4 separate regions of the Homo sapiens genome follow, and all the other regions are linked to region 1. A link is an interaction called in ENCODE POLR2A ChIA-PET data of the cell type or tissue named here. Cell type or tissue: HepG2. All regions are shown on one strand. Each heading gives the region's core, and the rest is flanking DNA. Links, peaks and the distances in the headings are about the cores only. Region 1 holds the start of LINC01569 (long intergenic non-protein coding RNA 1569). Region 2 holds the start of LOC105371062 (a long non-coding RNA gene). Region 3 holds the start of GLIS2-AS1 (GLIS2 antisense RNA 1). Region 4 overlaps SRL (sarcalumenin).

Evidence for each region. ChIA-PET counts read pairs that join two places held together with the same protein. Peaks named below come from ENCODE experiments on the same cell type or tissue, not always from the same donor. Only the 100,000 strongest peaks of a DNase experiment are listed, where the experiment ranks them.
Region 2: POLR2A ChIA-PET joins it to region 1 with 10 read pairs; 18 of 35 experiments call an interaction of 5 or more read pairs at or near these places.
Region 3: POLR2A ChIA-PET joins it to region 1 with 15 read pairs; 17 of 35 experiments call an interaction of 5 or more read pairs at or near these places.
Region 4: POLR2A ChIA-PET joins it to region 1 with 26 read pairs; 19 of 35 experiments call an interaction of 5 or more read pairs at or near these places.

What each region holds. Positions count from the first base shown.
Region 1 is chr16:4,249,063-4,256,099 of GRCh38, forward strand. LINC01569 (long intergenic non-protein coding RNA 1569) reads right to left here and starts at 4,727. Exons shown (of 3, transcript NR_039999.1): 1 at 4,585-4,727; 2 at 2,260-2,972. RefSeq lists enhancers at 3,609-4,231, 4,296-4,505 and a silencer at 4,736-4,995. In HepG2, for the core only: a CTCF peak has its summit at 5,118; a DNase peak (open chromatin) is centred at 4,959; H3K4me3 peaks cover 605 bases.
Region 2 is chr16:4,180,932-4,188,156 of GRCh38, forward strand. It overlaps LOC105371062 (a long non-coding RNA gene), which reads right to left and starts at 3,027. Exons shown (of 2, transcript NR_188654.1): 1 at 2,462-3,027. RefSeq lists silencers at 2,595-3,244, 3,255-3,324 and an enhancer at 2,897-3,191. In HepG2, for the core only: no CTCF peak of the experiment used is centred there; DNase peaks (open chromatin) are centred at 2,360 and 3,050; H3K4me3 peaks cover 1,313 bases.
Region 3 is chr16:4,324,202-4,331,426 of GRCh38, forward strand. All of the region lies in intron 1 of GLIS2 (GLIS family zinc finger 2), which reads left to right. GLIS2-AS1 (GLIS2 antisense RNA 1) reads right to left here and starts at 4,139. Exons shown (of 4, transcript NR_110901.1): 1 at 4,059-4,139; 2 at 2,229-2,293; 3 at 1,069-1,153; 4 at 447-574. RefSeq lists enhancers at 549-1,333, 4,367-5,367. In HepG2, for the core only: CTCF peaks have their summits at 3,845 (motif pointing right) and 4,156; DNase peaks (open chromatin) are centred at 4,150 and 4,905; H3K4me3 peaks cover 1,028 bases.
Region 4 is chr16:4,195,867-4,203,091 of GRCh38, forward strand. It overlaps SRL (sarcalumenin), which reads right to left. Exons shown (of 6, transcript NM_001098814.2): 4 at 1,933-2,049. Among named protein-coding and RNA genes, the nearest start is that of SRL, 43 kb to the right of the region's middle. In HepG2, for the core only: a CTCF peak has its summit at 4,545 (motif pointing right); a DNase peak (open chromatin) is centred at 4,555.

The sequences.
Region 1 (7,037 bases), core at 3,038-7,037:
GCTCACTGCAACCTCCACCTCCCAGGTTCAAGCGATCCTCCTGCCTCAGCCCCACTAGTAGCTGGGATTACAGGCAGGCACCACCATGCCCAGCTAATTTTTGTATTTTTAATAGAGACGGAGTTTCGCCATGTTGGCCACGCTGGTCTTGAACTCCTGCCCTTGGGTGATGCACCTGCCTTGGCCTCCCAAAGTGCTGGGATTACAGGCGCGAGCCACCATGCCCGGCCAGCTCCTTGTTTTCTCAATCGGGGGTGTGGTGGGAGAAGCTGCTTTGGGGAACTCATTCCTTTCTTCAGCTGCCAGATTTAGAGCTGGTCCTGCCGCAGCCCCCAGTCCTATCCCCTCCTCTGTCAGCACAGGTTCTTGTCAACCAACAGAATAAACTTGCGACTCAGCAGGGCAAGAGGAGAAAGGAGACAAAGGCAGAGGATGATATAACGCCATCCCTGCCCAGGACCTGCAGGACAAGGGAGGCCAAGCCGGCCAACTCAACAGAGTGAAAATGACAAATGCTACAAGGCCACACAGCATCGAGGAAAGCACAGACAGACAGCTGGTTCAAGAAAGGACAGGAGGATGGACTAGGATGCGGGGGAACACCGTGGAGCCAGAAACACAAAAAAATCTGAAGCTGAGGACAGCATGGCCAGCTGGCTCCAAGAGGCTGTTTGAGGATTTGCATGTGCTTTACATACTGGTCTGGGGCCAGTTAGTCAACTGATAAGGGGGCCAAGGTCACAGGAAGGGACCCCTCTTCCACTCAATAGCCCTTCAAACATCTAGCAGAGCTGGGGCATCGCTCTGCTGCACGGCCAAAGACACCCCCAAATCATGGCACCAAAGGCACGTTTTTATTATAACCCACCCAGTACCAGAAAGACATAGAAATGGCCTTTCTCTATAAAATATAGCAAGAAAGCACGAACTGGAAGTACTAGTGGAAGAAAAACAGGAAGGCACACAGTATGGAACCATTCGTAAGACTAACGGGAAAAAATGACACCATATATTTCAGTCCCTCACATGTGTGTAACTTGACCACCTGCCCAATTCAGTGTCCTTAAAATAAGAGCAAACCAAATGCTTGGAAGGAGTGAAATTATTTCAACTATTGAGACTCGGCAAGAATTTCTTCTGAGAATCCTCGTAAAGAGGAAACAGATACAGCACAAGGTAATGACACTTGAGAACATTCTTAGAACAGACATACATTTTCCATGAAGTTTATCCCTAATAGAGACTCTTAAAATAGGGCAGGGGACCAGCCAGGCGCGGTGGCTTATGCCTATAATACCAGCACTTCGGGAGGCCAAGGCAGGTGGATCAGTTGAGGCCAGGGGTTGGAGACCAGCCTGGCCAACATGGCAAAATCCTGTCTGTACTAACAATACAAAAATTAGCTGAGCACGGTGGTGCATGCCTGTAATCCCAGTTACTCGGGAGGCTGAGGCAGGAGAATCGCTTGAACCCAGGAGGCGGAGGTTGCAGTGAGCCGGGATAGCACCACTGCACTCCAGCCTGGGTGACAAAAGTGAAACTTCATCTAAAAAAAAAAAAATAGGGCAGGGGAGGCCACAGAGAACCAAGAATGCCTGGCCCCGCCTCAAAGAAATCACCCCCCAAACAGGGTCCATGACACATGCTTAGGACACTTCTCCTGAACTGTCACCTTACATGCTGTTGGTAGGAGAGAAAATTGGTACCATGCATTTGGGGGATGGTAGCTACTAAAATCTAGTTATAATAGCCCTAAGTTGGAAACAACATAAATGTCCACCATGGCCAGGTGCGGTGGCTCATGCCTGTAATCCCAGCACTTTGGGAGGCCGAGGTGGATGGATCACGAGGCCAGGAGTTCAAGACCAGCCTGACCAACATGGTGAAACCCTGTCTCTACTAAAAATACAAAAAGTAGCAGGGTGTCGTGGTGTGTGCCTGTAATCCCAGCTACTCGGGAGGCTGAGACAGGAGAATGGCTTGAACCTGGGAGGCAGAGGCTGCAGTGAGCTGAGATTGAGCTATTGCACTCCAGCCTGGGCGACAGAGCAAGACTCTGTCTCAAAAATAAATAAATAAATAAATAAATAAAAATAAATAAAATGTCCACCACTAGGTGAATGGATAAACAAACTGTGGTCTATTCATACAATGAAATAGTACTTAGCAAGAAAAATGAACATTTATGTTTACATAAAAACATAAATAAATCTCAGAGATATTGTGTTGAGCAAAAGAAGCTAGACAAAAAGAACTTACGTGTTGTATGACTGATACAAGCTTCTAGAACAGGCAAAACTCCAGCCTGGCCAACATGGTGAAACCCTATCTCCACCAAAAAATTGAAAAATTAGGCCAGGCGCAGTGGCTCACGCCTGCAATCCCACAACTTTGGGAGGCCGAGGTGGGTGGATCACCTGAGGTCAGGAGTTCGAGACCAGCCAGGCCAACATGGTGAAACCCCGTCTCTACTAAACAAAAATTACCTGGGCGTGGTGGCGGGCGCCTGTAATCCCAACAACTCGTGAGGCTGAAGCAGGAGAATCACTTGAACCCAGGAGGCAGAGGTTGCAGTGAGCTGAGATTGTGCCACTGCACTCCAACCTGGGCAACAACAGTGAAACTCCACCTCAAGAAAAAAAAAAAAAAAATTAGCCAGGCGTGCTGGCACACACCTGTGGTTCCTGTTACTCGGGAGGCTGAGACGGGAGAATCACTTGAATCCAAGAGGTGGAGGTTGCAGTGAGCTGGGATCATGCCCCTGCACTCCAGCCTGGGCAACAGAGCGAGACCCTGTCTCAATCAATCAATACACAACAGCGAAAACTAATATACTGTGACAGGAATTAAAACCAAGGCCAGGTGTGGTGGCTCATGCCTGTAATCTCAGATCTTTGGGAGGCCGAGGTGGGAGGACTGCCTGAGGACAAGAGTTTTCAGACCAGCTTGGGCAGCATGGTGAGACCTTGTTCCTATTTTTTAAAAAAAGAGAAGAAATTAAAACTATGGTGAGATTCCACCATACACCTACCAGAATACCTAAATAATGATAAATCTGACAATACTAAGTGCTGGTGGGAATGCAAGGCAACTGGAACTCTCATAAAAATGGTAGAGAATAGAGAACTACATACACATAAAACATTAAAAAACGTGTAAATCTGAGTAAGTCCCATGTACAGTACCAATGTCAATTACCTGGCTTCTATGCTAACTGTAGCTATGCAAGATGTTAACACTGAGGGATACTGGGTGATCTCCCTATACATCTCTTTCTTTTAAAAAAAAAAAAAAAAAAAAAGATAGGCCAAGAGCAGTGGCTGACGTCGTAATCCCAGCACTTTGGGAGGCCGAGACGGGCAGATCACCTTAAGTCAGAAGTTTAAGACCAGCCTGGCCAACATGGTGAAACCCGTCTCTACTAAAAATACAAAAAAATTAGCTGGGCGTGGTGGCGCACACCTGTAATCCCAAATAACTCGGGAGGCTGAGAAAGAAGAATCACTTGAACCCGGGAGGCGGAGGTCCACTGCGCTCCAGCATGGGTGACAGACCGAGGCTCTGTCTCAAAAACAAATAGAGATGAGGTCTTGCTATGTTGTCCAGGCTAGTCTAGAAATCCAGGGCTAAAGCCATCTTCCCCCTTCAGCCTCTCTAGTAGCTGAGACTACAGGTTAGAACCACCAACCCAGACTTCTCCCTGTACATTTCAATAATTATTTCAAAACTTAAAAATCTGAAAGAAAGCAAACTGCTTGATAGTGGCAGAAAGCAAGCATGAGGGGATTCTGGGGCTTGCTGGGGGTGTTGGCTACCTGGGTGTATGTTCAGTTTGTGAAAATTCACGGAGCGCCTAAGCTATGCACCCTCTTCTGAATGTGTTACCCAGTACTCCAATAAAAGGCTTTTGGCCCTGGAGAGGTGGCTCACGCCTGTAATCCCAGCACTTTGGGAGGCCAAGGCGGGCGGAGCACCTGAGGTCGGGAGTTCGAGACCAGCCTGACCAACATGGAGAAACCCCGTCTCTACTATAAGTACAAAATTAGCCGGGCGTGGTGGCGCATGCCTGCAACCCCAGCTACTCAGGAGGCTGAGGCGGAAAATCGCTTGAACCCGGGAGGCGGGGGTTGCGGTGAGCCCAGATCGCGCCACTGCACTCCAGCCTGGTCAACATGAGCTAAATTACGTCTCAAAAAAAAAATAAATAAATAAAACAGCCGAGCTGGAGGTGTGTGCCTGTAATCCCAGCTACTCAGGAGGCTGAGGCGGGAGGCTCGCTTGAGCCCGGAAGGTGGAGGCTGCAGTGAGCCGAGATCGCGTCACTGCACTCCAGCCTGGGCGACACAGCACGACTCTTTTAAAAACAGGTTTTGTTGAGTGCCGCATTGATCCGGTCCCTCCCACGCCCCCTGTGCTTCACAAAAACGTCAGGTCCGAGCTCCGGCGCGGCGGTCTCCTCCTCCGCGGGTCCGGGCCGGAACTCGGCAGAAGGACGAGCAGCTCCTTGGGGCCGGCAGTCTCCCATCGCACTGAGATTGACACGGCAATGTTTCGGATACTCTGGGTAAAAATTAAATGTCTTACGAAAAGTCCTGTCACCCGTTTCTTGATTACTTTTTACGGCGGCTTCCAGAACCTTTCGTCAGCGCGAGCTCCATGCCCGGAGGCCGCCGTCACCTGCTCTCCGGGAAGGCCCTGGGCAGGCAGGCAGCGCGCTGAAGGAGTCCGGGAGCAGATCGTGCGAGAGAGCGCGCGGGCGCCAGGCGCGGGGGCGGGGCCAGACGTGCGTGCTGGCGGGAGCGCGCGCGCCATGGCCTGAGGCGTCTGGGAACATGCGCGGCGAGGGGACGGGCGGGGCGAGTCCGGGAAGGGGCGGGGCCGCAGCCGCGCCCCTGACTTCCACCGCCTGCGGGTGAGACCGCCTACCATCGCCCGGCGCGCTTGAGCATGCAAGGGGAGGTGGGATTCCCCTGGCCCGCCCCCAAGCCACGCCTCTGGCCTATGAGAACTGAGCTGTCCCGCAGGGACCGAGAGAGGAGCCTCCGCTTTCGCAGGGGCTGGGCGTTCCGGGCGCACTGCGCCCTCTGTTGATCCTCTTAGGAGCTGCGTGGGGACCGTCGGGCCTGCCGTTTCGCACCTGGCCGAAAGGGGTCGCTGTGCCGGGCCAGATCCTATGTAAATTTAGCTGGATAATCTCAGCAAGAGAAAATTGGCTGCAGTGCAAAGAAGCCAGGCTCAAAAGGCAGGGTTATCCCATTTCTATGACATGTCACAGGTAAGACTATGGCAACATAGATCAGTGGCTCCTAGGGGCTGGGTTGACCACCAAGAGGCATGGGGGGCATTGGAAATGAAGGAACTAATTCATATCTTTTTTATTTTGCTTTGGTTTTATTTATTATTTATCTATTTATTTATTTTTGAGACAGTTTCGCTCTTGTTGCCCAGGCTGGAGTGCAATGGCGCGATCTCGGCCCACCGCAACCTCCGCCGCCTGGGTTCAAGCGATTCTCGTGTCTTAGCCTCCCGAGTAGCTGGGATTACAGGCATGCGCCACCACGCCCGGTTAATTTTGTATTTTTAGTAGAGACAAGGTTTCTCCATGTTGGTCAGGCTGCTGTCGAACTCCCGACTTCAGGTGATCCGCCCACCTTGGCCTCCCAAAGTGCTGGAATTACAGGCGTGAGCCACCGTACCCGGCCTGTTTTATTTTTTCTTTAAATCATATCTTGATCATAGTGGTGGGTAGGAAACTATGCATTTGCGTGTAGGAAACACGCAAAACCAAAAATCAGAAAGTGTGACTTCTACTAAATGTAACTACTTTCATTTTTAAAAATTATTTATTTATTTATTTATTTTTTAAGATGGAGTGTCGCCCTGTCACCCAGGCTGGAGTGCAGTGGCACAATCTCAGCTCACTGCAACCTCCACCTCCCCGGTGCAAGTGATTCTCCTGCCTCAGCCTCACCAGTAGCTGGGACCACAGTTACTGGCATTCGCCACCATGCCAGGCTAATTTTTGTATTTTTAGTAGAGACGGGGTTCCACCATGTTGGCCAGGCTGGTCTCAAACTCCTGACCTCAAGTGATCCGCCCACCTCGGCCTCTCAAACTGCTGGGATTACAGGCGTGAACCACTACTGTGCCCAGCCTAATTTTTGTATTTTAGTAGAGTTGGGGTTTCACCATGTTGGCCAGGCTGGTCTTGAACTCCTGACCTCATGTGATCCACCCGCCTCGGCCTCCCAAAGTGCTGGGATTACAGGTGTGAGCCACCACGCCCAGCCAACTACTTTAATTTTTTAAAAAAGATATTAAAACCAGAAAGCAGGTGGTTGCTGGAGACTGGGAGGAGGGGGAAGGAGTGACTGCTTCATGGAGTCATTTTGGAGTGACGGACATGTTTTGGAACCAGGTAGGCTGTGTAACACTGTGAATGTATGAAGTGCCATTGAATTGTTCACTGTAAAATTCCAAGAAAACCTGCAGACTCCTGCCTTTCTGTGAAGAGTTCGTGTCCACTGTCATCGTGGGGTGAGCTGTGATTCTGCCTTCTGCTCTGGCCTCAGTCCCCAAGCACCCAGCACTGTGAGCATGAGGCATAGGAGGGGACCACGGTGTAAATCGATCTCTGGTCACGGAAGAGTGAAGGATTTAAAGGACCATGGCCTAGCCTGGGCAACATGGCAAAACCCTGCCTCTACAATAAAATATAAAAAAGTCAGCCGGGCCCAGGCCAGGCACGGTGGCTCACACCTGTAATCCCAGGACTTTGGGAGGCCAAGGTGGGTGGATCACCTGAGGTCAGGAGTTCAAGACCAGCCTGGCCAACATGGTGAAACCCCATCTCTACTAACAATACAAAAATTAGCTGGGCATGATGGTGGGTGCCTGTAGTCCCAGCTACTCAGGAGGTTGAGGCAGGAGAATCGCTTGAACCTGTGAGGCAGAGGTTCCAGTGAGCCAAGATCGTGCCATTGCATTCCAGCCTGGGTGACACAGCAAGACTCCATCTCAAAAAAAAAAAAAAAAAA
Region 2 (7,225 bases), core at 1,495-5,494, 70 kb before region 1:
GATATATAGACATATATAGATATATATAGACATATATAGACATATATATAGACCTATATAGACTATATATAGACATATATATAGACCTATATATATAGACTATATATATAGACATATATATAGGCCTATACATAGACTATATATATAGACCTATACATATAGACACAGACTATATATATAGACCTATATATAGACATACAGACTATATATAGACATATATAAGACCTATATATAGACATATATAAGACCTATATATAGACATATATAAGACCTATATATATAGACATATATAGACCTATATATATAGACATATATATAGACCTATATGCATATAGACATATATATACCTATATATAGACCAATATAGACCTATATATATAGACCAATATAGACCTATATATATATAGACCTATATATATAGACCTATATATATATAGACATATATATAGACACACATACACACACACAAATGAGTAGGCTGGACTATATGGCTCTTTCATGATCCAATTCCCTGCCACTTCTAGGTGTTAAGTTACAGGAGGAGGACACAGATGAGAATAAAAGCTCCCTAGTGAATACGGCAATGATGGCCAGGTTGGCCACTAAGCAGCTCTCCCCACTCTCCACCATTGTATCAGCTCATTCTTACCCAGAAGTCACCTAACTCCTTTCCAAGGACTTTCCTTCTCTTCTCAGGCCATCAGGGTACCAGATGTCTAAATGATCTCCACTCCAAAGCAACAGCCAAGAAAACCCAGGAAATTAAAAATAAATTCCTTTTTCCTTTCAGTAACTCCCTGCCCAGCCCTGGGTTAGCTGGAGAGGTCCCTTCCCAGGTTCCAGTATACCCAGGGGGCCAAACAGGGAAGCCGTTCCACACTGACACCAAAACACTCTCACAGGGAGTGATCTATCTCTGCCCTGGGAAATGCTGGGGACACAGCTGGCTTGCAGGGCAGAGGGAGTGACCTAAACCAGCATCCTGTCAGAAGACATGCAATGCCCTGCATTGAGATCCCTGTCACTGGGCAGGTTTCAAAGAGAGGCCAGGCAGGGTGCGGTTGCTCCTACCTGTAATCCCAGCACAGAGGCTGCAGCGGGAGAATCGCTTGAGATAAGACGTTTGAGACCAGCCTGGCGACAGAGCGAGAAGCCCAATTTATTTTATTTTATTTTTGAGACGGAGTTTCACTCTTGTTGCCCAAGCTGGAGTGTAGTAGCACGATCTGGGCTCACTGCAACCTCCACCTCCTGGGTTCAAGCGATCCTCCTGCCTCAGCCTCCTGAGTAGCTGGAATCACAGGCCTGTGCCTCCACACCCGGCTAATTTTGTATTTTTAGTAGACGGGTTTTACCATGTTGGTCAGACTGGTCTCGAACTCCCAATCTCAAGTGATCCACCTGCCTTCGCCTCCCTAAGTACTGGGATTACAGGCGTAAGCCACAGCGCCCGGTAAACTTTTTTTTGTTCGTTTTTGTGTTTAAGACAGAGTCTGGCCTTGTCAGGCAGGCTGGAGTGCAGTGGCTTGATCTCGGCTCACTGCAACCTCTGCCTCCCAGCTTCAAGCAATCCTCCTGCCTCAGCCTCCCGAGTAGCTGGGACTACAGGCGCCCGCCACCACGCCGGCTAATTTTTGTATTTTTAGTAGAGGGTTTCACCATATTGCCCAGGCTGGTCTGGAACTCCTGACTTTGTGATCCGCCCGCCTCAGCGTCTCAAAGCGCTGAGATTACAGGCTTGAGCCACCGCGCACGGCGTTAGCAAAAATTCTTTCAAATAAAAAATTAGCCAGGTGTAATGATGCACACCTGTAGTCCCAGCTACTGGGAAGGCTGCGGCAGGAGGATCGCTCGAGCCTGGGAGTTTTGAGATTGCAGTGAGCTGAGATCAGGCTACTGCACTCCAGCCCGGGCGACAGAGCGAGGCTCCGTCTCAAAAAAGATAAAAAAGTAAAAACCTAAATTAGCCGGGCATGGTGGCGCGCGCCTGTAATTCCAAGTACTCGGGAGGCTGAGGCGGGAGGATCACCCAAGCCCAGGGAGTTCGAGGTTGCAGTCTCAAAAAGAAAAAAGAGTAGAAAAGAGAGGAAGAAGGTAGGAAGGAAGGAAGGAAGGAAGGAAGGAAGGAAGGAAGGAAGGAGGAAGGAAGGGAGGGAGGGAGGGAGGGAAGAAAGAGAAGCTAATGACCACTTGATCCTCGTAAGGCCTTTTCAGTTCCTAAAATGACTGATTCAGGAAACCCCAAGAGCCACAAGAGTCATTCTATTCAGATGATGACCCTCCCTGACCCTCCTGGTTTCTGGAGTTTTCATTCGCTAAGGGCTGCCCTTCGGTTTTCAATTACTGGCGGAGAGGGCGGTTCGTTTCTGGCGGGGAAGGGAGGTGACATTCCGGTAGGAGAATCTCCTAAAACTCGCATTTCCTGTTTGCCCTGGGCGCCGGCCTCAGGTGGAAACCTCACCCCGATAACTGAGGGCAGCAGTCGGCCTTGGGCGTTCTTCCGTCACCCAGGTCTCCAGAACCTCCCGGACTCAATGGCAAGTCACTGCACAAGTTCAGGGCCTTTTCGGTCCCGATCGAGGATCTGGAGATCTCGGGGCTTCCCGGTCGTCTGCCCCACAGCCCACGAGGCGGACCGACCTGCGGGGTGAGGCACCGGGAGCGCATGGCAGCCCCGGCCTCGGCCTCCTGGCGCCCTCCCAGCCACGCGGTGAATGCCTGAGAGGACAGAGGTTCGCGGCCCTCCCCATCCCACCGGCAGCGACCGCAAAGCCCGGGAGCTGAGTCCGCGGCGTGAAGCGGCGGAGGTCAGCAGCGAGGGGGCAGGGCCGGCGCTGGCGGCCACGGAGCTTGCGCGTCGCTGGGCTCGGAACCCAGGGACGCGAGCCAGCGCTGGGAGCTGGCGGAGAGACGGCTCTGCCATCCGGCTCAGGCAGTGGGCGCCCGCCCCGCCCCCAGCGCCCACGCGACTCCGGCCCCGAGGCTCTCCCGAGCGCAGCGTTCTGGAAGCGCCGCCGCTAAGCGTCTGCGTCTGCGCCTGCGCTGACCCCAGTCCCGGACTCGGTCCGAGGCGCGCAGCCCGGAGGGGGCGGGGCCGAGCCCGAAGGGAAGGCAGTGCGCATGCGCGGGGCGAGCCGGCCGGCACTGTCACAGCTGAGCGGCCGCGAGATCGGTCCCTGTCCGCAGGGTCGGGTAGTGGCCCCCTCGGGGACAGCGTGTGAGGATTCGGGCGCGAAGGACGGGGTCAGATTCAGCCAGGTGCCCACTTTCCCCACGGTCACGACCCTGGTCCAGAACTGCCCTGCCCCGGGCCTCAGTTTCCCCACTAAGGAGAGGAGGCGTGCCGGGGAAATCTGAGGCCCTCCCCAGCCGCGACCTTTTCCCTCAGACGAAGGAAGAGTGGTCGTACCCGGCCGCGATCACCGAAGCCTCCAGCCCTGTCCCCGCACGGATGCTGGAAGCCCGTCCACGCCGCGCGGGGAGTGGTGGCCCGGGTGCTCCTACGACCTGGGGGCCCTGTCACCGCGATCTTAATTGATTCCCAAAGGATCCAGAAAAGGGACACATTGGCGCCCGCCCAGGGCGGGCGGGGTCCCCCGGGCGGCCAGGCCGATGGGGTGGATGGGCTTCTGCTCGCGGCCGCCTTGTGGGGCGCTGGCATCGGATTGGAGTGGGGCAGCATCGGGGGAGGACAGAGACCCCACGCTCCCCCCAACGCAGCAGACCCAGGGGCAGGCCCTTGGCTCCTGCATGCCACGCTCCGGCCTCCCCATATCGCCCTAGCACCGCTGCCCGCTGGTCTTCCCTTCTCAGAAACCTGCAGTGGCCTCAGGCCTAGACTCCCTGGGCTTCCCCTGAAGGCCCAGTATTCCCTAATTCACCTCCTCTCACCTTGGCTGCTCTTCCATTCCCTTATCCCCGCCACACACAGCGGTCTTCCCTTGTCTGCGTCTGGGCGCCCTCGATCTTCCCGTGCTCCACCCCCCTAATCTGTGACCCACCAAACCTGCCCATCCCTCAAAGTGTAGCTAAAACTCCACTCCTTCCCCAACCAAACTCCATAGCCCCACAGTGTGTCTCAGTATTCTCTGAAGAGCCCTGAGGTTGTGTCAATTGATTCTTCTCAACAGAAGTAATCCATTACATAATTTATCAACTTATATGCATTGATCAGGCTTTGCAAATAATTACATTTGCAAATGAGAAAGACAGTCCTTTGCCAGACCCCTGTATCCTGATTTGCAATTGTGCGCTGTATCCCTTACTAGATGGCTACATCCCCCAGGGGAGAGACTATGCCTTAATATGCAGAATATCTAAATTTTTTTGGAATCGTGGTGGGAAAAAATTAAGAAGTTTGGAAAAAATGGAAATATAACATCTTTTTGCACTCTTCACAATACAAAATCTCATCTTTTAGTGGGTCTGAAAAATATACAGTGCACAATATGCTGTCAGCTCTAGATTACCGCAAATCAATGTGATGGAATAGAGTAGAAAGGATATTGGGATGGGTACGAAATTGGCCTTTTGGTGTGGTTTGTCTTGCATTAGCAGAGTGAACTCAGGCCGAACTCAGGCAAAACTGCACCTCTGTAGATGCAGTTTCCCCACATTAGATTTGGATTTAGGAATAAGAAATATCCCTGCCCCCATCTACTTTACAAGATCATGGTAAAGATCAAATATGAAATGGAGATGGAGTTAAGATTTTTTTAAAGTATTTTTTTGTTCAGGAAATAATCCTCAGTAAATTTTCTAATGAAAATTACTTTATATATATATATATGTGTGTGTGTATATATATGTATATATATAATTTTTTTTTTTTTTGAGACGGAGTCTCACTCTGTCACCCAGGCTGGAGTGCAGTGGCGCCATCTCGGCTCACTGCAAGCTCCGCCTCCCAGGTTCACGCCATTCTCCTGCCTCAGCCTCCCAAGCAGCTGGGACTACAGGCACCCGCCACCACACCCGGCTAATTTTTTTTTTTATATATATTTAGTAGAGACGGGGTTTCACCGTGTTAGCCAGGGTGGTCTCAATCTCCTGACCTCATGATCCACCCGCCTCGGCCTCCCAAAGTGCTGGGATTACAGGCGTGAGCCACTGCGCCCAGCAAATTTTTTATATATTTTATATATAAAAAATATAAAATATATATAGATATATATAGAGATATATAATATATATATATTTTTTTTTGAGACAGAGTTTCGCTCTGTCGCCCAGGCTGTAATGCAGTGGCGCGATCTCAGCTCACTGCAATCTCCACCTCCCAGGCTTAAGCGATTCTCATGCTTCAGCCTACAAGTAGCTGGGACCACCGGCATGCACCACCACGCCCAGCTAATTTTTGTATTTTTGGTAGAGACGGGGTTTCGTCATGTTGGCCAGGCTGGTCAGCATTCTACAGACAACCTCATGTCACATCACACTACTCTCAGTTTCTATTTGTTTTGTTTTTTAACGGAGACAGGTTCTTGCTCTGTTTCCCAGGCTGGAGTGCAGTGGTGGGATCATGGCTCACTGCAGCCTCTACCTCCTGGGCTCAAGCGATCCTCCAACCTCAGCCACCTGAGTAGCTGGGACTACAGGCACATGCCACCACACCCAGCTAATTTTGTTGTTGTTGTTGTAGAGAGGAGGTCTCACTATGTTTCCCAGGCCAGTCTTGAACTCCTGTCCTCAAATGACCTTCCCACCTTGGCTTCCTAAAGTGTTAGGATTACAGGTGTGAGCCACCTAGCCCAGCCAGTTTGTTTTTCTAATGCTTTTTTATTGCCTTTACTTTCTTCTAAAGAAAAATGATCTGAGGTGAGAGGATCACTTGAGCCCAGGGGTTTGAGACTAGCCGGGGCAAGATGACAAGATCCCATCTCTCTAAAAAAAAAAACACTCAGCCTGGAGTGTAGTGGTGCCATCTCAGCTCACTGCAACCTCTGCCTCCTGGGTTCAAGCAATTCTCCTACCTCGGCCTCCCAAGTAGCTGGGATGACAGGCACCCTCCGCAATGCCTGGCTAATTTCTGTATTTTTAGTAGAGACTGGGTTTCACCATGTTGACCAGGCTGGTCTTGAACTCATGATCTCAAGTGATCTGCCCACCTCGGCCTCCCAAAGTGCTAGGATTGCAGGCATGAGCCACCGCACCCAGCCAAAAAAAAAACCTTTTTTAATTAGCTGGGTGTGGTGATGTGCACCTATAGTTCCAGCTACTTGGGAAGCTGAGCTGAGGAAGGAGGATCGTTAGAGGCCAGTAATTCAAGGCTGCAGTGAGCTGTGGTTGCATCACGTCACCCAGCCTGGGTGCAGCCTGGGTGACAGAGTGAGACCCTGTCTCAAAAAACCGCACAGACACCTTCTTTACTCCCCCAAACCCACTTATTCACTCTGATGGCACACGGGTGATGAGCTCCTGTGTGTCAGGCACTGTGCTAAGTACCTGGCCACCTGTTTCCCCACACTCATGGACTTTACATATGTATTTGCACACACCTTTTGCATATAACCATGTGTAACCCCCATGGATTCAGATGATACATCCACTTACCCTTAAAAATACTCCATTCATGCCCCTCACTTTATCTATGTTTATCCTGGTCCCGGATTGTGCTTTCTCCGTTTTCTGTTTCTGTTTCTCTATCATCTTAATGGCAGACAATGTGAAGATGGTGAGGCTTGTGAAACAGTACAATTTTGAGGCAGATTCTGGCATATTACTTAACATTTATCTTTAAAACAGTCCTCCTTCTTCCAGGCAAGAGCTCTGGATTTCTCCCGGGAAAGGGTGGAAGAGGGACGCAGGGTTGGGTGGGTGAACAGGAGTGGCCTTAGTTGGGTCATGTTGCTCAGTTGCTCAAAGACCAAGGACTGCAGACTCTCCCTTTCTCCCCAGGGCCCAGTTTTTTCCCTTTCAAAACCCGCTGTCTACCTGCAAGATGGCTCACATCTCTAATCCCAACACTTTGGGAGGCTGAGGCAGGAGGATGGAATAAGGCCAGGAGTTTGAGACCAGCCTGGGCAACATAATGAAACCTCATCCCTACAAAAAAAAAAAAATGTTTTTTTCAATTAGTCAGACATGGTGGCATGTGCTTGTAGTCCCAGCTACTCAGAAGGCTGAAGCAGGAGGATTGCTTGAGCCCAGGAGGTTAAGGCTGCAATGAACTATGATCGCGCTACTACACTCCAGCCTGGGTGCCAGAGCGAGACTCCGTCTCAAA
Region 3 (7,225 bases), core at 2,006-6,005, 74 kb after region 1:
GCCTACTGAGCCAAAGGTTCCCAGGGACGGTGAATCCCCCACTCTTCCAGGAAGTGCCGCCTGCCCTGGCCCCTCTCCTGGGATCTGCTGGGCCAGGCCTCAGGATAAGCTCCTCCCCCTCCAGTCCTGGGAGGAGGCCTGTCTGCGGCCAGCTCCTTCCAGGGTTGATCAGGCCTTCCCGGGGCCTTGTAGTGCTCTTTCTTTGATGCAGTTGGGCTCTGGAAGGTGGTTAGGGCCAGCTGTGGTCACTCCCCAGGATTGAAGAGGCCTGAGGTTCTTTGAGGGGCATAGGCTTGTTTAGGGTGCACGCTGGCTGGCAGGTGGCAGAGCCCAGGTTCTCCTGGTTCAGGGTGAGACTGCAGTGGCATAGAGGGGATGGCCAGTCCCCACTCAGCTGCCCTCACAGCGGTAGATGGGCCAAAGGCTATGGACTCATGCACACTGGCGACGATTCATTCAGCACGTTTTATTAAGCACCTACTATGTGCCAGGCACTGTTCTCCGTGCTGAACGTTACGGACGAAGGAGAAGCACTCAATAGTGATTGGATGTGCAGCACTGCATTGGTTTCTCCCTGAAACCCAACATGGGGGTCCTATATAATCCCATTTGGGATGAGGGGGATGAGGCGCAGACTGAAGAGACACGCAAAGGGAGTAGCAGAGCCGGGTGGGGCCCCAGATTTCGAGTCCGGTTCTGTTGCCTGGTCAGGAAGGGGGGCCCTGAGAGGACGAGCCCTCCTGCCTGGGGCCCCCAGCAGGCCCTGCCCCTGCCCGCCAGCCCCTGCTGCTGGGCGGCCAAGGAGGGTGGAGCTCTTGGCCAGAGCAGGGAGCCGCAGCTGGTTCCCAGGAATCTGGGGCTGTGGGGCCGTTTGCTTTGGCAGCAGATCTGCCCTCGGCTCTCCAAGCCTCCTGGTGGGCCCCCCACCCCAGCCAGCCCCTCCAGCGCCCACCCACTGCCTGCTCTGCTATCCCTCCTAGCCCCACAAGTCCCTGGGCGGGGAGGGGGTACCAAGCCTGAGCCCCTGACATAGGAAGGGCCAATAGTGAACATGGCTTCTGGACTTACCTGGGGTTGAAACCCAGCTCTGCCACGGACAAGCTGTGGGACCTTGGATGGGTCACTTCACTCCCCTGAGCCTCAGTTTTTGCATCTGTAAAATGGGGATGAAACAGCACCTGCCTTCACAGTACCCGCACCTGGCTATGGGTACTGTCCTCATGCTGCTTGCCCGTGGCTTCTGGTTGTGGGTTTGCCACCTACTTGTGCAGCCTGGGCTGGATGCCTCCCCCTTCAGCCCTCAGTTTCCCCATCTGTAAGACCATACTGCTGAAGTGATGGTTCCAGTAATAGACTCAGGGACACCCACAGACCAGGGTTTCTCTGACTGGTTCAGGAGTGACCAGGGACTCACTTCCTCTTTCTGTTAAATTAGAAGATGACGGGCTGGGCGTGGTGGCTCCTGCCTGTAATCCTAGCACTTTGGGAGGCAGAGACAGGAGGATGGCTTGAGTCCAGGAGATCGAGACCAGCCTGGATGACACAGGGAGACCCCCCCATCTCTGCAAAATAAAAAATTTAAAAATGAGCTGGGTGTGGTGGTGGTGCACCTGTGGTCCTAGCTGCTCTGCAGGCTGAGGCAGGAGGATCTCTTGAGCCTCGGCGGCAGTTAGCCATGACCACGCCACTGCAGTCCAGCCTGGGAGACAGAGCAAGACTCTGTGTCTTAAAAAAAAAAAAAAAAAAAAAAAAAAAGGCCAGACTTGGTGGCTCACGCCTGTAATCCCAGCACTTTGGGAGGCCGAGGTGGGCGGATCACGAGGTCAGGATATCGAGACCATCCTGGCTAACACGGTGAAACCCTATCTCTACTAAAAAAATACACACAAAAAAATTAGCCGGGTGTGGTGGTGGGCGCCTGTAGTCCCAGCAACTCAGGAGGCTGAGGCAGGAGAATGCTGTGAACCTGGGAGGCGGAGCTTGCAGTGAGCTGAGATCGTGCCACTGCACTCCAGCCTGGGTGACAGAGTGAGACTCCATCTCAAAAAAGAAACAAACAAAAAAAACAAAGGTGACCACATAGACTTCTGAGAGATGCATCTTGAGGCCTTGTCTCCAAGTTCTCAGCTAAATGGCCACTGCTGACCAAAAGCGCACTCGCAGGACACTCCAAGGCAAGGGGTGTTCCTCACATTGCCCTTGACAACACTGCCACGCTGGTCACTCACCTGACCCCATGCTGCTGGGAGCGGGGCAGGGATGCAGCCCCATCTTACAGAGGACCCGCTTCCTTCTGCAAAGAGACCAAGTGGTTCTCAGGGTGGGTGCACACAGCCCCCCAGTGCACCCTGCACCTCCACAGGCTTAGGGCCTGCCAGCCACCCTCCCCCAAGCAGGAAAGGAGGAGCTTTTTTTGTTGTTTTTTGAGACAGGCCGGAGTGCAGTGGTGTGATCTCGGCTTACTGCAGCCTCAAACTCCCCAGGCTCAGGCGATCCTCCCACCTCAGCCTCCCGAGTAGCTGGGACCACAGGTCCCTGCTTCCACGCCCAGCTATTTTTTTTTTTTTTTTTTTTTCCGAGATGGAGTCTCACTCCGTCGCCCAGGCTGGAGTGCAGTGGCGCGATCTCAGCTCACTGCAACTTCTGCCTCCCTGGTTCAAGCGATTCTCCTGCCTCAGCCTCCCGGGTAGCTGGAATTACAGACACCTGCCACCACGCCCGGCTAATTTTCGTATTTTTAGTAGAGAGAGCGTTTCGCCATGTTGGCCAGGCTGGTCTGGAACTCCTGACCTCAGGTGGTCCGCCCTCGGCCTCCCAAAGTGCTGGGATTACAGGCATGAGCCACCGTGCCCGGCCACCGGCTGATTTTTTTACTTCAAACGGGATTTTTCCATGTTGCCCAGGCTGGTGTAGAACTCCTGCACTCAAGGGATTCTCCTGCCTCGGCCTCCCAATGTGCTGGGCTTACAGGCGTCAGCCACCGCGCCTGGCCTAGAAGGAGCTTTATTCAGAGCAGGACTCCAACCAGCTCCCTATTAGCCTAGTGATCTCAAGCCTCAGTTTCCCCATCTGTGAGATCGGGAAAATGACAGCAGCTACTGCCAGGCAGGGTTGTAGAGGGGTCATTGAATCCATGGACAGATGGGCCTGACACGTGGTCAGTACCTAATGGTCCTTTACCCCCTCTGGTGTATGACCCACCCCAGGCCAAGGGGCCCTGGAAGAGACTGTCTTTTCCGGGCCTTAGTTTCCCTGAGTGTGCTGGGTCGCCCCGTGCCTTCCAGTAGGGAGGGTGGGGACAGTGGCCGGCCCCGCCTGCCAGGGCGGGATCCTTGGCTACCTGGCCTGGCCGGGGACTGCGGGCGGGGGGCCGGGTGGCTCCGCCAGCGCTGCAGCTGGGGGCCGTCTGCTCGGGCTGCGGTCGGGCACACAATAGCAGCCATTGTCTCGGCCAGGGTGGCGGGGGGCCCGCCCAGCCCACCCTCCGGGTGACCCCCGCCCTGCGGTGGGTGGGAAGGGCAGGGCCCGGTCCCCCGAAGCCCCCGCCGTCCCGGTGGTCCCCGCGGCCGCCCCCGCGCGCTTCCTCCCTCGCCGCAGCCGCTTCCTCCCGCTCGCCCCGCTCTAATTAGTTCCTTTTGCAGCTGGAGGAGCCGCGCAGCGGCCGGTTCCGCGGCCACCCCCACCCCCCACCGACAACCCCAGCCCTCGCCCCAACCCCTGGGCCCTTGCGTGTGGGGGCGCTGCCCTGGGCGCATCCCAGGCTGAGTGCTCGAGAGACGCGGCCCTGGGCTCTGTGCACCCTCCACGCTGCGCTGTCCCACCGGGGGGAAACTGAGGAACGGAAGGCTCCACCAGGAGGCGCAGAGGGGCGTGGGGCCGGCGGGCCTTGCGCTGCGCCCGGGGAGCATCCACGGGGTGCCCCCACCTGACCGAGAGCCGGCTCCTGCCCTCGGGACCCCGCAGTAATTAGCACCCAGGCCTCTGGCTGAGCTTGTCCAGAGCCAGGCTGTCGGCCTTACGCTGGGGAGAGCCACGGCCACCCGCTCATGGGCACTCACTCAGGGTTCCCTGGTTGCAGGCCCGCTGCTCCCCGCTCTGGGCCTCCGAGGCTTTCAGGAGAGCAGGAACCTAGCTCTCGCCTGCCCCCTTCACCCAGCCGGGAACAAAAGCACAGAGCAGAGCCCAGAACTGGCTGCTGCCGGTCGGGGCGGGGGTGGAAGGGGAGGCTTTAAGCCTGGCCAAGGTCAGAACTGAAGCAGGGTCACTGACCGTCTCCCCTCTGGGGTGGGGCCTCCATTGGAGGAAAAACTCTGGGTGGGGAGGGCCTGGAACAGGGATGCTGGGAGGTGTAGGGCTGGGGGCAGCTCCTTCCTTTCCCGGGGGCAGGGACGCAGGCCGTGTGCCGGGCTCTGGCCTGCATTGGAATGAACCCCTGCCTCCCTGGCAGGACCCAGTGGCAGGAAGTGTGTGGGGGTGCCCCTGGGGACTGGACCTGCTGATGAAGGGGGTGCATTGGAGTCCTCCCTCTGGCTTTGGGCCGTGTGGCTGGCCCCACCTGGGGAGACAGGCTCCTCCTGGGGAAGTGTCCCCTGCAGGCCCTAAGAACAAGGTGACTCAGGGCCCCTGGCTCCCCGAGTCCCCATCTGTCCTGGGAAGGCAGTGGGGCAGGTGCCAAAGGATGTTGCTTGGGCAGCGCTGCCAGTGAGTGTCCCCGTCAGCTGGAATTCCCAGTTCCCAAACCATCCTGCCCTTGTGGTCCCCTTCTCCGGAAGGGTGGGGGTGGGGGTGAGGACAGAGGCTGTGGGGAGGCCTGTGGCCCCAGGCCAGCCAAGGGACCAGGCCACCAGCCCTTCCTGGCTCCTGAATTCTTCATCAGCATAAATATTTACTTCCTTCCTCCCCGTCCAGGCTTCCAGCACAGAGGAGCTTCGGGGAGGCTGGATTGCGCCTGTGTCTAAAAATAAACAGGTAGCAGGACGATAGACACACAGATAGACAGATGGAACTGGCAGGGGTTCAGGCAGAGGGCAACTCCCTGTCCAGCCAGAGAAACAGTGGAGGGGACCCTGGTCCATCCATCACTGTCACCCACCCACCTGCTAGCGGGGGTGTGGTCCCTACCCCACCGCATCTCTGGGAGCCCCTGGCCCATGCATGGCCTGGGAGGCAAATTCAAACAATCTGACAGCTCCAACAGGGGCGAATCGCAGACCTAGGTCCCACGGCCTAGTGCAGCTGCCCTGGCTCTGATGATGCAGCCTTGGGAGAGGTGGGCAGCCCCCCTGTGCTGAGACCCCCGTGTCAGCCATGTTGGGGTGGGGTCTGGGGATGTGTCCCTAGAAGCAGAGGATCTCCAGTGAAGGGGGGACCATTTTATGCCCTACTTGCTTGGAGAGTCAGGGCAGAAGGGGAGGACGTGGGAGCTGCCTTCCTGTCCTGCCCTGTGGACAGCATCTCTCCCCACTCACAGGCTATGCTAGCCCCCAGGGAAACACACGGGGGCATATCCAAAGTATTTCACCATGTAGTAGTTATGTCCACCATGGCCGCCCTTTGGTATTGAGTAAAGACCCCAATACCGCGAAAGACGGGATCTCACAGCGTGATTGTGCGGCAGTTAGATTTTCAAGTTGTAATAATCCCAATGAACAAACGCAAGGAAATGTCGTGTTTAACCGCGTAGGAAAAGATTGCTGCTCTGAATGTGAAGTTTGGGTTTAGAATGAAGTGTTGACCTTGTTCTTGGGTCGGTGGATACTGTTAGATCATTTGCATGTGAGGAAAATTACACCAGGTGGGGCGAGGTGGCTCACACCTGTAATCACAGCACTTTGGGAGGCCGAGGTGGGCAGATCACCTGAGGTCAGGAGTTTGAGACCAGCCTGGCCAACATGGTGAAACGCTGTCGCTACTAAAAATAGAAAAATTAGCTGGGTGTGATGGTGTACACCTGTAATCCCAGCTACTTGGGAGGCTGAGGCAGGACAATCGCTTGAACTCGGGAGGCAGAGGTTGCAGTGAGCCCAGATCACACCACTGCACTCCAGCCTGGGTGACTGAGAGACTCCATTTCCAAAAAGAAAATGAAAATTAAACCAGTGAGAAATTCTAAGAAAAATGATGAAAATTACAGCATGGGAAGTGATACTAAAAGAATACCATCTCCAGTAAAAAATAATTTCTACATATTTATATATTAACCGCCAGATACAGCTGGTCAACTCCACCAACCCTGCCCCAGCTGGCCAGGCCAGGCCACAATCCCCAGCTGCCCCCTGGTGGCGACCCAGCGCCCTGGGGCTCCCTGGCTTGCGATGCCTCTCCTCTAGGCCTCTGCAGGGAGGGCGGTGGGGCCCCTGGCTGTGCCCACTTTCTCGGTTTGCCTGGTGCGAGTTCCTTGGTGGTGAGCGTGGCTACCTGCCGGCCATTTCAGAGGATGCTCCTTGCCCCCTGGCCTGGTTCTAGATCTTTGGGGTCAAACAGGGCGGGAGTCCGGAGCATGGCTCCTGCTCTGTCAGAAAAGGCTGTTAGGACACGGCTAGCCAGTTCCCGGGAGATCTGGCTTCAGGCCTTGAATCTTGTTGGGAACAGGCCCCCCAAAATCTGGCTGTAAACTAGCCCCAAAACTGGCCATAAATAAAATCTCTGCAGCGCTGTGACATGTTCATGATGGCCATGACGCCCACGCTGGAAGGTTGTAGGTTTACCAGAATGAGGGCAAGGAACACCTGGCCCACCCAGGGCGGAAAAACTGCTTAAAAGCGTTTGGCTTTTTGTTTGTTTGTTTGTTTTTGAGACGGAGTCTTGCTCTGTCGCCCAGGCTGGAGTGCAGTGGTGCGATCTCGGCTCACTGCAAGCTCTGCGTCCCGGGTTCACACCATTCTCCTGCCTCAGCCTCCCGAGTAGCTGGGACTACAGGCGCCCGCCACCACACCTGGCTAATTTTTTTTTTTGTTATTTAATAGAGTTGGGGTTTCAGCGTGTTAGCCAGGATGGTCTCTATCTCCTGACCTCGTGATCTCCCCGCCTTGGCCTCCCAAAGTGCTGGGATTACAGGTGTGAGTTACTGCGCCCGGCCACAGGCGTTCTTGAACCACAAACAATGGCATGAGTGATCTGTGCCTTAAGGACACGCTCCTGCTGCAGATAACTAGCCAGACCCATCCCTTTATTTCCCATAAGGAATACTTTCAGTTAGTCTATAATCTATAGAAACTATGCTAAT
Region 4 (7,225 bases), core at 2,125-6,124, 54 kb before region 1:
TGTCACAGGGAGACTTTTGCAACAGAATTGGATATGTTTGCCAAGCTATTGGGGCTTTCTTTTAATTGTGGTAAAACATACATAACATAAAATTTACCTTTTTTTTCTTTTTGAGATGGAGTCTTGCTCTGTCACCCAGGCTGGAAAGCAGTGGTGCAATCTCAGCTCACTGCAGCCTCCATCTCCCAGGTTCAAGCGATTCTCCCACCTCAGCCTCCCGAGTAGCTGAGATTACAGGCACTCGCCACCATGCCTGGCTAATTTTTGTATTTTTAGTAGAGACAGAGTTTCACCGTGTTGGCCAGGCTGGTCTCGAACTTCTGACCTTAATGATCTGCCCACCTTGGCCTCCCGAAGTGCTGGGATTACAGGTGTGGGCCATTGCTCCTGGCCTAAATTTACCATTTTAATCATTTTAAAGCATGCAGTTCAGTGGCATTAAGCACATTCACCCTGTTGTGCAACCATCGCCACCATCCAGGTCCAGAATGTTTTTATCTTCCCAACTGAAAACTCTGTATCCATTAAACAGTCATTCCCCATTTCCTCTTCCCCCAGTCCCTGGTTACAAGCACTCTGGCGTCTCTCTCTCTGATTTTGCCTTCTTTTTTTTTTTTTTTTTTTTTCCTTTTTGGAGCAGAGTCTCACTCTATCGCCCAGGCTGGAGTGCAGTGGCATGATCTCAGCTCACTGCAACCTCCGCCCCCGGGTTCAAGCGATTCTCCTGCCTCAGCCTCCCAAGTAGCTGGGATTACAGGTGCCCAGCACCATGCCCAGCTAATTTTTGTATTTTTAGTAGAGACAAGGTTTCACCATCTTGGCCAGGCTGGTCTTGAAGTCCTGACCTTGTGATCAACCCACCTCGGCCTCCCAAAGTGCTGGGATTACAGGCGTGAGCCACCGCGCCCAGCCGCCTACTGTCATATAAGTGAAATCAGACAGTATTTGTCCTCTTGTGTCTGTCTTCTTTCTTTTAGCATAATGTCTTCATGGTTCATCCATGTAGCAGATATCAGAATTTCATTCCTTTTTAAGGCTGAATAATAATTTATGTATGAACAGACCACATTTTCTTGATCCTTTCATCCATTGATGAACATTTGACTGGTTTCCATGTTTTGGCTATTGTGAATAATGCTGCTATGGACATTGGTGCAGATGTCTTTTTTTGTTTTCTGTTTTTTCCAAATTTTCTTTTTTTTTTTTTTTTTTTTTTTTGTGAGACAGAGTCTCACTCTGTCGCCCAGGCTGGAGTGCAGTGGCGCGATTTTGGCTCACTGCAACCTCTGCCTCCTGGGTTCAAGCAATTCCGCTGCCTCAGCCTCCCAAGTAGCTGGGACTACAGGCACCCGCCATCACACCCAGCTAATTTTTTGTATTTTTAGTAGAGACGGGGTTTCACCATGTTGGCCAGGCTGGTCTCGAACTCCTGACCTCAGGTCATCCTCCTGCCTCAGCCTCCCAAAGTGCTGGGATTACAGGCATAAAGCCACCATGCACAGCCTTTTTCAAATTTTGTATTTTAACACGTGCATGTGGCATAACTTTTCTTTCCTTTTTTTTTTTTTTTTTTGAGACGGAGTCTCGCTCTGTCACCCAGGCTGGAGTGCAGTGGCACAATCTCAGCTCACTACAATCTCTGCCTTCTAGGTTCAAGCAATTCTCATGTCTCAAGTTCCTGAGTAGCTGGGATTACAGGAACGTGTCACCATGCTTAGCTAATTTTTGTATTTTTTTTTTAGTAGAGATGGGTTTTTGCCATGTTGGCCAGGCTGGTCTCAAACTGACGGCCTCAAGTGATCCACTGCCTTGGCCTCCCAATGTGCTGGGATTACAGGCATGAGTCATAATGTCCGGCCAGTGATTTAAATTTTCATGGTGCTTTTACATACAACATTCAAATCCCAACAATCACACAAGAATATTGATTACCTGTATAGAGCTGATAGCGAGTATTTTCCAGCCCAAGGAGGTAGTTTATCATGGTAGATTTACCAACACTCCACGGTCCCAGGAACAGTACCATGGGCTTGGAGGTAATCTCTCCATCTGTGGGCAACAGGAAGTAGAAATGGAATAAAACTAACAAAAGTTCACACAAGGGGTATGGCACCGTACTCCAAAGCATCTCACCGTCCATCCAACTGAGTTGTGGAATTCTCCATGAATCAGACGTGTGTAGCCCCCAGTGGCGCTTCTCTTGCTACGTAAGTGTGATCACCCAGTAAAAAGACACAGAAGTCACTTTTGGGCCTTGCCCAGATCCTTGGCACGTCTGCCCCCACCACAAGAAGGATCTCAGTGAATTCAACAAACCCTGACTCCGAACTCACTCTGGGTGAGGTCTCCTGGTTAAATCTGGAGGAGAAAAGCCCATAGAGAAAGGAGGACGGAGCTTCCACATGGAGAGAATCTGGGTTGAGAATGGAGGATGGATGTGGAGCAGCTTGTATAATCTTGGGTGGTCTGGACTCAGACCCTTCCTGTCTCCAGCCTCTGCAGCTCTCCTCTCCTCCAGCCTGGGGCTCCCCAAATTCCCAATACAGCCTAATCCTGGACTCTGAGGCCAGTGTCTCTCTCTCTCTTTCTGCCCTCTTTTGTTTAGAATCAGGGTCTCCGTTGCCCAGGCTGAAATGCAGTGGTGCAATTGTGCCCCACTACAATTACTGGGCTCAAGCAATCCTCCCACTTCAGCCTCCCAAGTAGTAGCTAGGACTACAGGCATGCACCACTATGCCCAGCAAATTTAAAAATTTTTTTTTGTAGAGATGGGGTCTTGCAACGTTGCTCAGGCTGGTCTCAAACTTCTGGGCTCAAGCAATCTTCTCACTTGGCTCCCCAAAATGCTGGGATTACAGCTATGAACCATTGCACTTACCCTCTTCTAGGGCCACTCTCAAACACTAGCCTCTAAAGTCCATGACAAATTTGCCAGTGCCCAAAACCAAACAATGAACTGGCAATTCTTGGGTCCTGCATCCAATGTCCTTCCGAAGGCCATGTTGGGGAGATGACCCTGCAAGGGCCACTCCAGGTGGGTCCCTAAGAGGAAAAATAGAATGCTCTCGTGCTTTCAAATCCAGTGGACAGGGAGGGAAGGGGAGAGGCTTTCAACGTGGGGTGTGGTCAGTCTTATTGCAGATTTTCAGGCCTCAGCTCTTCCAGCTCTTCTCTGGACTACAGCACAGAGGGCCAGTCCTGCATAACTCAGCACTGAAGTTCTCCAGACTCGTCTCCCTGAGGCCAGCAGGCCACCCTAAAAACACTAGGCACTCCCCTTTTGTTTCATTTATTTATCATGATTTTAATTTATTTAATTTCTTGGTTCAAAGATCAGGAATATAAAAAGGTAAACAGTGAAAAGTCTCCCATCTCCATCCCAGTCTGCCTCAGCCCTGACACCCCCTGGAATAGGTAACCACTGCTGACTTCTTACATGTTATTTTAGACATTTTAATGCATATATAAGCAATATTTGTAGCTAACATATTCCCCATCTTTTTTTTTTTTTTTTTTTTTTTTTGAGACAGTGTCTCACTCTGTCGCCCAAACCACAGTGCAGTGGTGTGATCATAGCTCATATAGCCTCAACCTCCCAGGCTCAAGCGATCCTCCCACCTCAGCCTCCTGAGTAGCTGAGACCACAGGCATGTACCACCAAGCCCAGCTCATTTTTGTATTTAGAGTAGAGATGGGGTCTTGCCATGTTGCCTAGGCTGGTCTCCAACTCCTGGGCTCAAGAGATCCACCCACCTTGGCCTCCCAAAGTGCTTCTATTGCAGGCATGAGCCCGGCACCCAGCCCCTCCCCATCTTCTTTTCTTTTCCTTTTTTTTTTTTTTTTTTTTTGAGACAGAGTCTTGCTCTGTTCCCCAGGCTAGAGTGCAGTGGCACAATCTCAGCTCACTGCAGCCTCTGCCTCCTGGGTTCAAGCCATTCTCCTGCCTCAGCCTCCCAAGCAGCTGGGACTACAGGTGCGTGCCACCACGCCTGGCTAATTTTTGTATTTTTAGTAGAGATGGGGTTTTACCATGTTGCCCAGGCTGGTCTCGAACTCTTGACCTCAAGTGATCCACCTGCCTCGGCTTCCCAAAGTGCTGGGATTACAGGCGTGAGCCCCCACACCCGGCCCCATCTTTTTACAGAGAGCGTTGCCATATGCTTCCTCTTCTGTATCTTGCCTTCGGATGCTCTGGTCTTCCTTCTCCGAGGCTAAAGCTCAGTCCTAACCAGGTGGTGTCTTATACATGGCAGGCACATGTACGTTGCCTGAAAGCAACACCATGGCCCTGCCCCATCCCTCCCTGTCTGTGAATACACAGGAGACACTCACATCTCTGTGGAAGTCAAGCCCTGGCTGGGGGCCAGGAAGGGATAAGGAGGCTGAGAGGGTGGCAGGAATCCCCAGTTACAGCCACAGAGATGTCACAGTATCTTAACACCGGCCCAGGCGACACCAAGGAGAGCCCTAGATGTTCCGGTTCTCCGAGACAAACCACAAACAGGGCCCTTTCCTGGTGCTGTGGTTTCGGCTCCTCACAGCAGGGGGCACCGCTGGCCTATACAGGAGGTGGGAGGTGAGCCTGGGAGAGGTTACAAGGAAGCTGGCCAGAGACTAGGAGTTAAGAACCAAGCCCAAAAGGTGAGTGCAGGGGCAAGGAAGCGGGACCTCCCTGCAGAGCGCCATGCCCTGGGGACTCTGGAGCTCCTGGCCCTGCTGCTGTACACACAAGTTTCCTAGGAGGGCCAAGACTCCGGGTCTTAGGGCCAAGAGAGAAAGAAAAACCCTTCGGGAGGCTCTGCAAGCTCATACCAATAGCTGTGCATCCACTACAAAGGGGGGCGATAATTGGCTGCTAGGCTACAAAAAATAGTACAGGTAGCTGTGGAACAGGGTATTCCCTGCTTCCAGCTGTGTGATCCTGGGTAACCCAGCACGTCTCTGGGCCTCAGGCTCCCCTCTGTAGAGCAGGAAGAATACAAACCCTATTACACCCTGGCCACTTACAGCCATCCAGAGCATCAAATGAGATCATATAGAAACAGCCCAATTAACACAGGGAAAGATTTCTAATCTCATTCAAAAAACAATAAGATACCACTGCTAAATTTTTTAAAGATGAGTAACATTTTTAAATTGCATTGCTGTTGGGAAACAAGGACTCTCATCTACTGTTATTGTGAGTACAAATTGGTATCATGGGAGACAATATGGCAACAACTAGCAAAATGTTTAATTCCAGGGTTCCAATTTTTTTTTTTTTTTGAGACAGGGTCTCACTCTGTCGCCCAGGCTGGAGTGCAGTGGTGCAATCTCAGTTTACTGCAATCTCTGCCTCCCAGGCTCAAATGATCCTCCTGCCTCAGCCTCCCGAGTAGCTGGGACCACAGGCGCATGCCACCATGTCCAGCTATTTTTTTCTTTTTTTGAGATGGAGTCTCACTCTGTCACCCAGGCTGGAGTGCAGTGGCACAATCTCGGCTCACTGCAACCTCTGCCTCCCCAGTTCAAGTGATTCTCGTACCTCAGCTTCCCCAGTAGCTGGGATTATAGGCACCCACCACCACACCCAGCCAATTTTTGGATTTTTAGTAGAGGCAGGGTTCTGCCATGTTGGCCAGGCTGGTCTCAAACTCCTGGCCTCAAGGGATCTGCTCGCCTCAGCCTCCCAAACTGCTGGGACTATAGGTGTGAGCCACTGTGCCCGGCCATCGGATTGTTTTTAAAAGTGCTATGAGCCATCACGCTGGGCCCAATTTTTGTGTGTGTGTTTTGTTTGTTTGTTTGTTTGTTTGTTTGTTTGTTTTGAGATGGAGTCTTGCTCTGTTACCCAGGCTGGAGTGCAGTGGCACAATCTCAGCTCACTGCAACCTCTGCCTCCCGGGTTCAAGCAATTCTGTTGCCTCACCCTCCTGAGTAGCTAGGATTACAGCCGCCAGCCACTAGGCAGGGCTAATTTTTGTATTTTTAATAGAAACGGGGTTTCACCATGTTGGCTGGGCTGGTCTCGAACTCCTGACCTCATGATCTGCCCGCCTTGGCCTCCTAAAGTGCTGGTATTACAGGTGTGAGCCACCACGCCCGCCCCTAATTTTTGTATTTTTTGTAGAGATGGGGTCTGACTATGTTTCCCAGGCTGGTCTCAAACTCCTGGGCTCAAGCCATCCTCCCACCTCTGCCTCCCAAAGTACTGAGATTACAGGCGTGAGCCACCAGGAGGGTGCTGGTTTTCCAGAGCATGGCGTGGTCACGCAGGGGAGGAGCACACAGCTGTCAGAGGGAAGGAGGGAGGTTTCCACACACACAGCTCACCTAACAGGATCCCATGTTTGTAAAAACAAAAAACAACATCCATCTATGTGCTCACACATGAAGAGGAAATGCTTGGAAGGCTTCACTATAACGATGTGTTTCTCTGGGAGTCGAATTAAAGAAGTTGGAGGTCGGCTGGGAGCGGTGGCTCACGCTTGTAATCCCAGCACTTTGGGAGGCCGAAGCGGGCAGATCACGAGGTCCGCAGACAGAGACCATCCTGGCTAACATGGTGAAACCCCATCTCTACTAAAAATACAAAAAATTGGCCAGGCGTGGTGGCAGGTGCCTGTAGTCCCAGCTATTCGGGAGGCTGAGGCAGAAGAATGGCGTGAACCTGGGAGGCAGAGCTTGCAGTGAGCCGAGATTGCGCCACTGCACTCCAGTATGAGTGACAGAGCGAGACTCCATCTCAAAAAAAAAAAAGCTGGAGGTCAAGAATATAATTTTTATTTTTCAACGTATACCATTCTGCACTATTTGAATTTTTGCAACAAGTGTGTCTTATTTTTATTATTTTGAAAATCAATTTTGTAAAGAATCCAGGCCCAAGGGAAGCAGAGTGGAAGGGCAATAGCAGGAGGGGAAGGAACGGAGTGATCAGAGGACTCAGGCACCACCCATGAGTAGACAGGGGGCACCTGTGGCCTCTGGAGCACAGGAGGGATTGAAATAGGCATCATCGCCTTTGAAAACTCAAATGTGCATGACTGAAGCATAAAGGCTTAAAACCAAAATGCATCTGTAACACCCTGGTAAAGCATCGCGCTGTGCTGGTGAAAGGGTAGTTCCGTGATGGAGGTGTCGTCCTTTCCAACTCCCAGGGGGAGCCCAGACCCAGACCCACAAGTCCTTGCACACATCATGAATGAGCTCCTGAACCTGTGTGGGTACCGGGAGAGTCCAGGCCGGT